2 separate regions of the Homo sapiens genome follow, and region 1 is linked to region 2. A link is a contact called in ENCODE POLR2A ChIA-PET data. All regions are on one chromosome and are shown on one strand. Each heading gives the region's core, a stretch centred on a gene start or an enhancer-like site at or near the end of the contact. The rest is flanking DNA. Distances are from core to core; before and after follow the strand shown.

Region 1 (5,205 bases), core at 1,130-3,629, 2.0 Mb after region 2:
AGAGTTTTTTAATTTGGAGTTTTCAGAGATTTCCTGAAGCTTCTGGACTGACGTTTCTATTGTACTTGAGTCCCATCATTTGACATTAGAAGATCTCCTTCCAAGAAATATTTCTTACCACCAAAAGACAGTTAACTTTGACTTCAGACAGAACATTCTGGTCTGCACCCAGAACCTTTAATACCTGAATCTTTTAAATCAGTGATGGTCTCTTCTTCTAAAAAGTAAAAGGTAAATCAAATTCAGTATGTCTCAATTAATTGGAAGGGAGTTTCAAGCTCATAGGAAATGAACTACGAAGCCATGTTGGGATATGAACTGAATGGTTGCTATTGAGATGGAGCAAATGTACCTGGATATCATTAGGTGGAACCAGACTGGAAAATGGGGGTCCTTCCTTGACCTCAGTGAAGATTTGGCCCTTTCAGCCTCAAGTAGTATCCCAGCTCCAGAACTGGACCTGAGTTACTGGATAATGCTGTCATTAGGAAACTGTGACCACCTAGGAGTTGGACTGCTAAATGGGCAATGTCAGCAGGTTGTTACAGATACTCTATGCAGACCAAGCTTATTTGGCTCTTCTCAGCTCAGCCACCTGTTGTAAACAGCTGAGAGGGGCTTAGCTCCACGTGGAGGTTGTCACTATCTCTGGTATGTTGTCTCTCCCTGGGAACGGACATGAGTGTGGAAACAGGGAGGACACAGTTGATTCCTGCTTTCACTGAGTCACTCTGTCCATTAGGAGAAACAGTCCAGGCATGGCCAGCCAAAGGGAGGTTCTTCGCAGGATCTTCTGTCTCTTTGAAGATGGGATAATCTCAGGCCTAACCACAGAAGCAGTTCTGGAGAAGAGTCAGAATAGCAGATTGGAAACAGCTCACAGGGGCCTCTGAATGCTAAGTGGAGGGACTTAGAATTTATCCCAGAGGCCACAGAACACTATTAGAAGTTTCAGAGGTATAATAAAGGCCGTTGTGAGGTTAGGATGCTGGTTCAATGTCACAATTAGAGCAAGGCAGGAGGTAGAGAAGTCAAGGGCAGACTGGGAACCAGCTGGGCAGGCCACTCATTTTGGTTGAATTTGGCAAGACTGAGGAAGACAATCTACCAATAGAGGATGGATGAGAACACCAGAAAGCAAATAAAACAAGTCATTCAAAAATCCCAAGATCATCGTGGCTGGGCCAGAGAAAGAATCAGACAGAAGCAGCGCACGGCTCTGGAGAGTTGCAGGGAGAAGCATTGCTGCATCCGCTGTCTCCTTTTCTTTTTCTTTTTTTAAATATCAGCAATATCTTGGATCTGAATAGAGTTCTATCACAGATTAGGGTTTCTCTTTCCCCAGGGTTCCCAAAGACTGAGCAGGATCTTATTACAGATGCAGCGAAAAGGGTACGTTTTTCAGTATCAGACTGACCTCATCTGAATCTCAGCCTCACATCTCATTAACTACATGGGACCTTGGGCAAGCTACTTCACCCATCTGCAAAGTGGGAATCAATGATATGTATCTCATTTGGCTGTTGTAAATCTTAATCAAGTTAATATATGTAAAGTGTCTCATCAGTGCCTAGCGCATAGTGAGTTCCCAGCTTCTATAGCACCCTTTCATCTTTCTCTCCTTACAGCATCAGAGAGCTTGTCCTCTGTGGCTCCCGTTTCTCTCTGGCCAGAGGCAGAGCCTCCATGGGAGCATGGGAGGGATATAATCAGAACAGCAGCATTCTTTCATTATGACGTCAATTCAGCCATCCCTCAATTTACTGAGCCCCTGAAAGGCCATACAGTGAGCCATCATTGTAATGAAGTAAAAGTAGCTGGATACTCCAGGAAGCCCTTCTAGTGGCACTTTGTTAGGTGAGATGTGTCAGCATTGACTTCTTTTGTAAGTGCTACTTCTGTTGAATTCAATGCGTTGAAAGGTGGAATGCATTGATGAATGTATTCAGTGCCTTGGCCACTTCTCAGTTAGCTTTTAGAGTAGAGGACCTCATGGCCACATGACAGAGTCTAACTGTCAGTTTCCAGACATTTACTGTGCCCTTGGCCCTGCTTGGACTTTGGAAATCCAAAGATACATATGACCGACGCCTGCTCTGGGAGGAATTCCCTGTCCATGTGGAACACATCTATGCCCTTCTGGTCCAAGTGAGAAGAGAACATGAAGGAGCAAGTGTGCATGCCCATAAGTGCCGGTCCCTACTCAGTTCTCACTCAGTCCCACAGATACCCAGGTCTACTTTATGTAGGTCCTTGTGTTGGTTTCTGGCATTGCTGAGATGACAGAGGCCCCAGTCTCTGGAGCCTCAGAGATTTCATGGACACCTTTTTCTGCTTGAGCTCATGAGCCAGATATCACTCCTGGCCCAGGTCACTGGGTTACCAGATGCACGGGTGAAAGAGCTGCTCTTGAGCAAAGGGCCTGGGACACACATGCCGGAGAAGCATGGTGAGCCAGCCGCAGGGAGGAAGAGCACTTTGCAGGAGCATGCTGTGCGGGGTCTTGCTGCTGCTTTTCAGAAGCAGGAGAGCCATGAGCCTTGGGGTTCACATCAGCACCGAGACTGGCCTTTGGTGGCAGGGAGGATATGCGTACCGGGAGGGGTTGGCCATACTGGACCACAGGGCCACTGGTTGGGTTGTTCATAATTGATCTTTGGGGACACTTACTGCAACCCATTTATTAGGTGCCCCCTCTAAAGTGATGATCTCAATGAAGATGGTTCACATAGGCCCACTACTTCTAGAAGGCCCGAATCCCTGGACCTTCCCAACCACTTTTTCTCCCTGTTCCTGGGTTACATGGCTTAGCTGGATATTTTTGCACACAGCATTAAGGGCAAGTGCACTGTTCCTTTGAAAACAACAAGGGAACAAGGAGTTCAGTGTTGTGGACATTTAATGAACTTTCTCCTCCTAAGTACACAATACCAAATCAGCAGAATCACAGCTGTCTCCTCCCAGCTTTACCTAAATTCCCACATGTGCTACCTCAGTTAGGGAACTATGACTTCACCTGCCACTAGATGGCCCTCCATGTGCACATAAGCCGCTCCCACATAGCGAACTTGCATCAGATTTTCTGGATTTTTTTTTTTTTTTTTACATGTAGACACACATGTGCATACACAATCTTAACTTTTACCATCCTTGAAGCCAATAATCAACACTTTAGTTTTCCTTCTGGCATTCAAATGATAGAATGTATTCTCATTCTCTGGAAAATCAGTTTAACATCAGAATCTACAGATATTCCTGAATATTGTGGGCCACAAAGCACATATTAAGATGAATTTGAATTTATTCTATTAAATAGTATGCTTTGGTTTATCTTATAAATGCTGTATTTAACAGACTTGTTTCTAAATTAAATTTTTTTAAAGCACTGGAAGAGAAAGGAAGCACAAACATTTGAATAGTACTTGCTCCATGGAGGCGGGCAGTGTTCTGAGGTATTTTAAACATTAGCTCATTTAAGCTTCATAACTTTGATGTAGGTATTCCATATGCATCATTATAACCATTTTATAGATTGAGGAGAAAATCAGATTGCAGCATGAAAGGTGTTTAGATTCCCTTTTGCCTTCCTGTCAATTTTCTTACCTATAACATGGGAATAAAATAATCCCTAATTGCTGTGAAAGGATGTTGTAAACTCTAAAGCATTACACAAATGTTGTTATTATTATTATGACTTGGGTTTCATGGGAATATAATTTTCTTATGTGCTCAGGAGGCTTGTGATCATTCATTCATTCACATGAAAACATTTATGCAGGTCCCAGGTCATTGCCTCTGCATGAGACGTCTCATACCGAGATGCCTGTACTATTTCTAAAACAAATCTAGTCTGTCTTGAACTCTCTTATAGCTGAGGGTTCCAGGGAAGTTGCTGTGTGCTTTCAGCAGGTAATTCTCCCTTAGTCTCAGGATTTAGAAATGATGGATGTGGTAGGACAACTTCAGGGGTGGGACCTCTGCTGAACACAGAGGTGGCCGGTGCTGATTTCACATAAGCCAAGCCAGCGGGAAGAGGCAGGCTGTTTTTTAAAATTATTATTCTGGAGCACGATGTACTATCTCTGTATCCAAGAGTTCACATTTCAAGTGGACTATCAGATCATCTCTGTGACAGAGGGCTTTAATTAAAAGCATAAGTCTCTGGGTGGATTTTAAGTGGCATTGTTTTTCTTTGGACGTTATGCAAGCCACTTCTGTGCTGTAAAAGGGCTTTTAAAATTTGGCTTAAGGAAATTTGCTTTACCCCTCAGGCTTTGATCCCTGCGTGTGAATCATTTTGTATCTGGAGGTTCCAATTTGCAGTCTCCTGGGTGTAAGGAAAATTCTACCCTCACAGAACATTTTGGATTTGAAAACTGAGAAATCTGCATCATTCTCGACATAATAGCTGTTGTAAAATAGAATTAGGGCTGTTAAGTCTATAGGGATAAAGTTCACCAAAGAATATTTTAAACTTTAGTTTTAGTTCCTAAAGTTTTTGTCTCCAACTCCCATAATAAATGTACTGGGACAGTGACCTACCCACTCAACACCTGAAGCTCAGTGTTCTCTGCACTCAGGCCAGGTGGACTCAGCCATCGAGGCCATTGTCCCTGTCCAGCCTCCCAGGGGGCACGCATGAGCCAGGGCCAGGATACAGATACTTCTGCCTCAACACCATCTGTACCACCAGAAAAGGGCCCCAAAGGCCCTTCTCACTGCCATTTGTAAGGCAAAATGTCTCTATTTTATCTAAGACAGGAAAAAGGCAGAGAGATGCCAGAGAGAATGCAACGACTGTGCCCGTGAGAAACCAACAGTGCAGGGTGGCGATCTACCCGCAGCACATGCAGGATGCAGCGTTAGATGCTGACTCAGTTTCTCAGCCATACAGGAGAAAAGTTTCAGCATTTCTCAAACTCCATGACCATCCTTCAGTCGGCTACCCCAAGCCCCGTTTTGCTGCAGCCGGGTGAGGGCAGTAATGCAGCTCAGTAGGTTAAGGGGCCAGGCTGTCCTTGGACTTCAGATGATATCAGTTCAGTCCCTGGGACATCTTAAATTAGGGCCTCAAGCTTCAAATTCATGCCTTGGCCAACACGTTACCATAAATGATCACAGGGAGAAGAAACAGTCAGGCCAGGGATGGTGGCAGGTTCCTGTAATCCCAGCATTTTGGGAGGCTGAGGTGGGAGGATCACTTGA
Region 2 (5,173 bases), core at 142-2,641:
ATATTGATGAAAAGTATTTTGCAAAGGAGAAATTCTTTATAAATTTTATTTGAGTGTTCTACTAGAGATTAGTGATGTCTCCATCAACTAAACCACTCATTTCCTATAAAACCATGACGCTCCACTACATTTTCTAATTTAGCCAATATAGTAGTCCCTTCTTTTCCATAGTTTTGCTTTCTGCAATTTTGGCTACCTGAGTCTGAAAATATTAAATGGAAAATTCCAGAAATAGGCAATTGGTAAGTTTTAAATTGTGCACTGTTCAGAGTAGTGTGATGAAATTTCATGCCATCCTGTTCTGTCCTGCCTGGGATGCAAATCATCCCTTTGTCCAGCATATACATGGTATGGACACTACCCTGCTATGAGCCACTTAGGAGCTGTATTTGTTATCAGATCACCTGTTGAGGCATCACAGTGCTTGGGTTCATGCAAACCTTATTTTACTTAATAATGTCCCCAAAGGGCAAGTGATGTTGGCAATTTGGATATGACAAAGAGAAGCTGTAAAGAACTTCCTTTAAGGGAAATGCTGAAAGTTCTCAATAGAGAAAGAAAAAAAATTGTATGTTGAGGTTGCTAAGATCTACGGTAAAAACAGGACTTCTATCTGTATAATTGTGAAGGAGGAAAAAGAAATGTGTGCACAGTATATACAGGTTTCAGTCATCCACTGGGGGTCTTGGAACATATCTTCTGAGGATTATGGGGGAGTACTGTAATAAGTGCATGATGTGTTTCAGCTACTCTGCTAGGTGTGGTCCCTCATTTAATCCTCCCAATGGACTTAGAAAGGAGGTGGTGCAGTTATTATTCCCATGTTACAGAAAACCAGGGCTTCTGACATGCCTGAGCTAGGTCCCAGCCTCTCCCATACAGCTTCAGGAAGTCATTGGGACCCAGGGAGAATTGAACTGGGCTGGAAGGGAAGAATCAGGAAACTCAGCCTTGATGGGTTAAATTGGAGCAATGCCTCTAACTGGATAGTCAGATTGATTTCCAAGATTTGTTAGGGCTGTGATTCCTCAGCTGGGCTGGACATAATCTTGCATCTCAGTCTTCATGTGCCTGGCTGGTGACTGTGAGGATTTAGAATTTCTGGGCCTGAGCTGGCAGTGGTCTCCCAGAGCCAGGAGTTGGGGTAGCACTGATGAGTCGATAATTAGGACACTTCTTTCAGCTGAAGATAAAGTCCAGAGCCTCAGTCCAGCCATTATCCTGCCAACCCTAATAGAGCCAGATTGATGGATACGGCAAGGAGGGAATTGGGAACATTCTTGTGCACACTATATCACACTCGATAACCGCCCATGCACAATGTAGGACTCATACGCCATAACAAAATCCATTTTGAAACAGCTCTGGGTGCGTCAGCCAGCTGCAAAGCATCTAAAGTATCCCTGACATTTGGGCTTTGGGAGAATGCGGTGAATGGAGAGCAAATGCGCATGCACACACACAAGCCAAGAGAACTCTATCGTAAGGAAAACAGATGCTAGCATCACAACCCACCGTACATCTTATACTGTATTTTTGCAAACACACTAATCCTTCTTGTTAGACAAGAACAGAAACCCCCGAAATGCTTTCCATATGTCCCATTGTCTTCCTGGCCCTTTAATTCTATCTCAAAACCCCCCAACTTAGCAACCTTCATATTCATGCTAAACATATTACATCAGTTCTAACATTGATATGTTTAATATGAATACAATTAAAGTTGCTTCATTATAATCCCGTTAAGATAAACAGCATTGCTATTATTATAAACATTCCTACAAGGCCTCTTGTAAAATATTATCAATACTAATAGAAATTTCCCCCACCCCACATACTTGGACTAAACAATGCCACTGCCTTCCTACTAGTAACAAATATGTCCAATGATTTAAACATCGGTGCATCCAATGTAAACACCATTATAGCTAATGTAAAACAGTTGCCCGGCCCAGCAAATCCTCCACCAGAAAGTTGCTGAAGAAAAAGAACAGTTTCCTCGGCAAGAATGCGTTACAGCCTGCTGGTGACATTTGCAATAGATTACTTAAGCCTATAAAGAAATGAAAATTGCAGGCCCAGTTTGAGCCAGAAATGATGAAATTGGAGAGCACAGGCTAAGTACAGTGTGGCACAGACTGGCTGCTGCCCAGGGTCTGCAAGCCCTGCGTGGGTTGGAGTGCACCTTGTTGAGTCTGTGCATGCACGGCCTCTGACACATCATGTCCTTTCAGTATTGCATTCAGTTCAGTGTTGATTCGGTATTGCATTCAGAGGCCTGCATTCAGTACATGGCCTCCACACGGGTAGGCATGAAGCTGAAGACTGACCTTTTCACAGCTGGAGTGCTCACCAAAGCTGTGTGAGTGTGAACACGTGGGTGCATTTCTCCCTATAATGACCATGCCTGGTGATATGGTTTGGCTGTGTCCCCATCCAAATCTCATCTTGAACTGTAGCTTCCATAATCCCCACATGTCATGGGAGGGACCCAGTGGGAGGTAATTGAATCATGGGGGTGGGTTTTTTCCCATGCTGTTCTCATGATAGTGAATAAGTCTCATGAGATCTGATGTTTTTATAAAGGGCAGTTCCTCTGCACATGCTGTCTTGCCTGCCGCCATGTCAGACATGCCTTTTCTCTTCCTTTGCCTTCCGCCATGATTGTGAGGCCTCCCCAGCCATGTGGAACTGTGAATTCATTAGACCTCTTTTTCTTTATTGATTACCCAGTCTCGGGTATTTCTTCATAGCAGTATGAAAATGAACTAATACCCCTGGGCAGCGTGGCAAAGAACAATGCCACGCTTTGTTCTTTGATTCTGTGTTCAGTATGAGGATTCTGCCTCATACTGTGGTGATCTTTCTCCTTCAGATTACAGAGAAGGCCAGGGTTTTAGGGAGGACACCTGCTAGACCCTTCTGCAGAGTCAAAGCAGGATTATCTTTTATTCATCTGATGTTTATCTCACCTGGTGCCTCTAAAATCAGCACACAACAAGCCTCGGCCATGTTCACATCAAGCTCTTGTTTCATTCTTGCCTCTCTCTCCCTTTCTATCCACTTCCATGATTTATTGGCTCCTCACCTGTTGTTTACATCTCTTATTTCTGGAAACTTCTTGGATGTGGTTCCAATGATTCTATTCTTACTCACTTTTTTAAAATAAATCACTCAACCCCACTCCTGCAAAATACCCAAATTCATCAAGCTCTGGCTTCAGGGACCTCTGAAAGGTGATCCCAGTAAGAAGCATTTGAAAACTTTCACCCTCTCTCACTCAGTTGCAGACATCCTCAATGTGACACTGTGAATCAGTGGTCCTGACTTCTCATTGCCCCTCAAGGGGTCTCCCCAGAAAATTTCCAGAGGGCAGTCTTACCCTTTGGGGCTAAGCTCTGTGACATCTATGACATTGTCGCCAGAATTATAAGTTTCTGTCCTGATACAGAGAAAGGAAAATAACATTTTCTAATTATTTCTACTTAAAATATTTTAATCTAAATTAACCACCTCTGCCTTAAACAATTTTTAAGGAAATGTAAGTAATGTTTTCCATTGATGACAGAACTTGTCTACAATCAAGCAATTCTCATTTTCTTGGTGTGACTGTGAGAACAAGAATCGGTATGTGTCCTTCAAAAATATCACTCCTAGGCTGGGCGCAGTGGCTCACGCCTACAATCCCAGCACTTTGGGAGGCTGAGGGGGGCAGATCACTTGAGGTCAGGGGTTCGAGACCAGCCTGGCCAACATGGTGAAACCCCATCTCTACTAAAAATAGAAAAATTAGCCAGACATGGTGGCGCACACCTGTAATCCCAGCTACTCAGGAGGCTGAGGCAGGAGAATCGCTTGAACCCAGGGGGCAGAGGTTGCAGTGAGCTGAGATTGTGCCATTGCACTCCAGCCTGGGTGACAGAGACTCTGCCTAAAAAAAAAAAATAGATAAATAAATAAGTAAATATCACTCCTGCACATGTACCCTGGAACTTTAAAAATAAAAATTAAAAAAAAATCACACATTGGGAAGTTCATCTGGCACTTAGAGTTCAGTGATGTTCAGGGTTCCAGTTTTGGTACTATTAACATTTAGGGCCAGATACTTTGTTGTAGGGGACTATCCTTCACAATGTATGAGATTTATTTATTTTTGAGACAGGGTTTCACTCCGTTGTCCAGGCTCGAGTGCAGTGGCGCTATCTCGCTATCTCGGCTCACTGCAACTTCTGCCTCCTGGGGTCAAGCAATTCTCCTGCCTCACCCTCCTGAGTAGCTGGGACTACAGACACACACCACCATGCCTAGCTAATTTTTCTATTTTTTTGTAGAGACAGGGTTTCGCCATGTTGCCCAGGCTGGTCTTGAACTCCTGAGCTCAAGCAATCCACCTGCCTCTGCCTCTCAAAGTGCTGGGATTACAGACGTGAGCCACTGCGCCCGGCCTACAACGTATGTTATTTAGCTTAATACCTGGCCTCTACCTATTAAATGTCAGTAGCACCTGCAACTCACCCCCCAACCCTGACGTTATAAAAATCATAGATATCTGCCGACATGGTCAAATGTCCCCTGAGGAAGCAAAATCTTACCTCTTCCCCACAGCTGAGAACCACTGAGCAATTTGCATGAATCAAAGCATCTAACAAATGAGTGAAGACAAATTGAGATGTAAATTCTTTTTCCCTTGCTTACTGCCTATGTGGTCTTATTAGGCAAGAAACTTAGTTTATCTGAGCCTCAGTTTCCTTATCTGTACAGTGGGATTGATAATATCTATGTAACAGGGGTTGTAGGAAACCACCTAGGTTTTATGTATGTAAATTCATGATGTCAAATTTATGGCAGCTGTGATTCTCACTGGGGCCCCCTCATTAGGCACCTCCTCCTTGAATGAGCCTATGGCAGCCCAGAGCATAAACAGGGTGTTCTCATTTCCCCAGAGTCTAGAAAGATGGGGAGTTGGAATTCCATTCCAGCTAAACATCATGTTTTTAATGCTGGGCAACTCTTTCCTAATAAAATCCAAAACCACGTAAACACCAGTATAGTTTTCAATTTGTAGTCAGATTAGACGCCAGGAGCGTTTGGTTCAATTTTATTTTATTTTATTTTTTAAGTGATATCTTTACAGTGGATTTGAAAGCAAGCTTTACAGTGGATTTGAAAGCAA

What was found. ChIA-PET counts read pairs that join two places held with the same protein, here RNA polymerase II (POLR2A).
Region 1: POLR2A ChIA-PET joins it to region 2 with 11 read pairs in OCI-LY7. The contact joins two enhancer-like sites. POLR2A ChIA-PET finds 5 or more read pairs at or near these places in 2 of 52 experiments (OCI-LY7 and activated B cell).

Annotation. Positions count from the first base shown.
Region 1 is chr9:109,900,706-109,905,910 of GRCh38, forward strand. The region is part of intron 3 of PALM2AKAP2 (PALM2 and AKAP2 fusion); the gene reads left to right. Among named protein-coding and RNA genes, the nearest start is that of PALM2AKAP2, 120 kb to the left of the region's middle. Within about 2 kb of position 2,380, at least 3 of the 41 ENCODE cell types and tissues checked have a DNase peak (open chromatin) inside an H3K27ac peak, as active enhancers do.
Region 2 is chr9:107,893,665-107,898,837 of GRCh38, forward strand. No RefSeq gene overlaps it. Among named protein-coding and RNA genes, the nearest start is that of KLF4, 410 kb to the left of the region's middle. Within about 2 kb of position 1,392, at least 2 of the 41 ENCODE cell types and tissues checked have a DNase peak (open chromatin) inside an H3K27ac peak, as active enhancers do.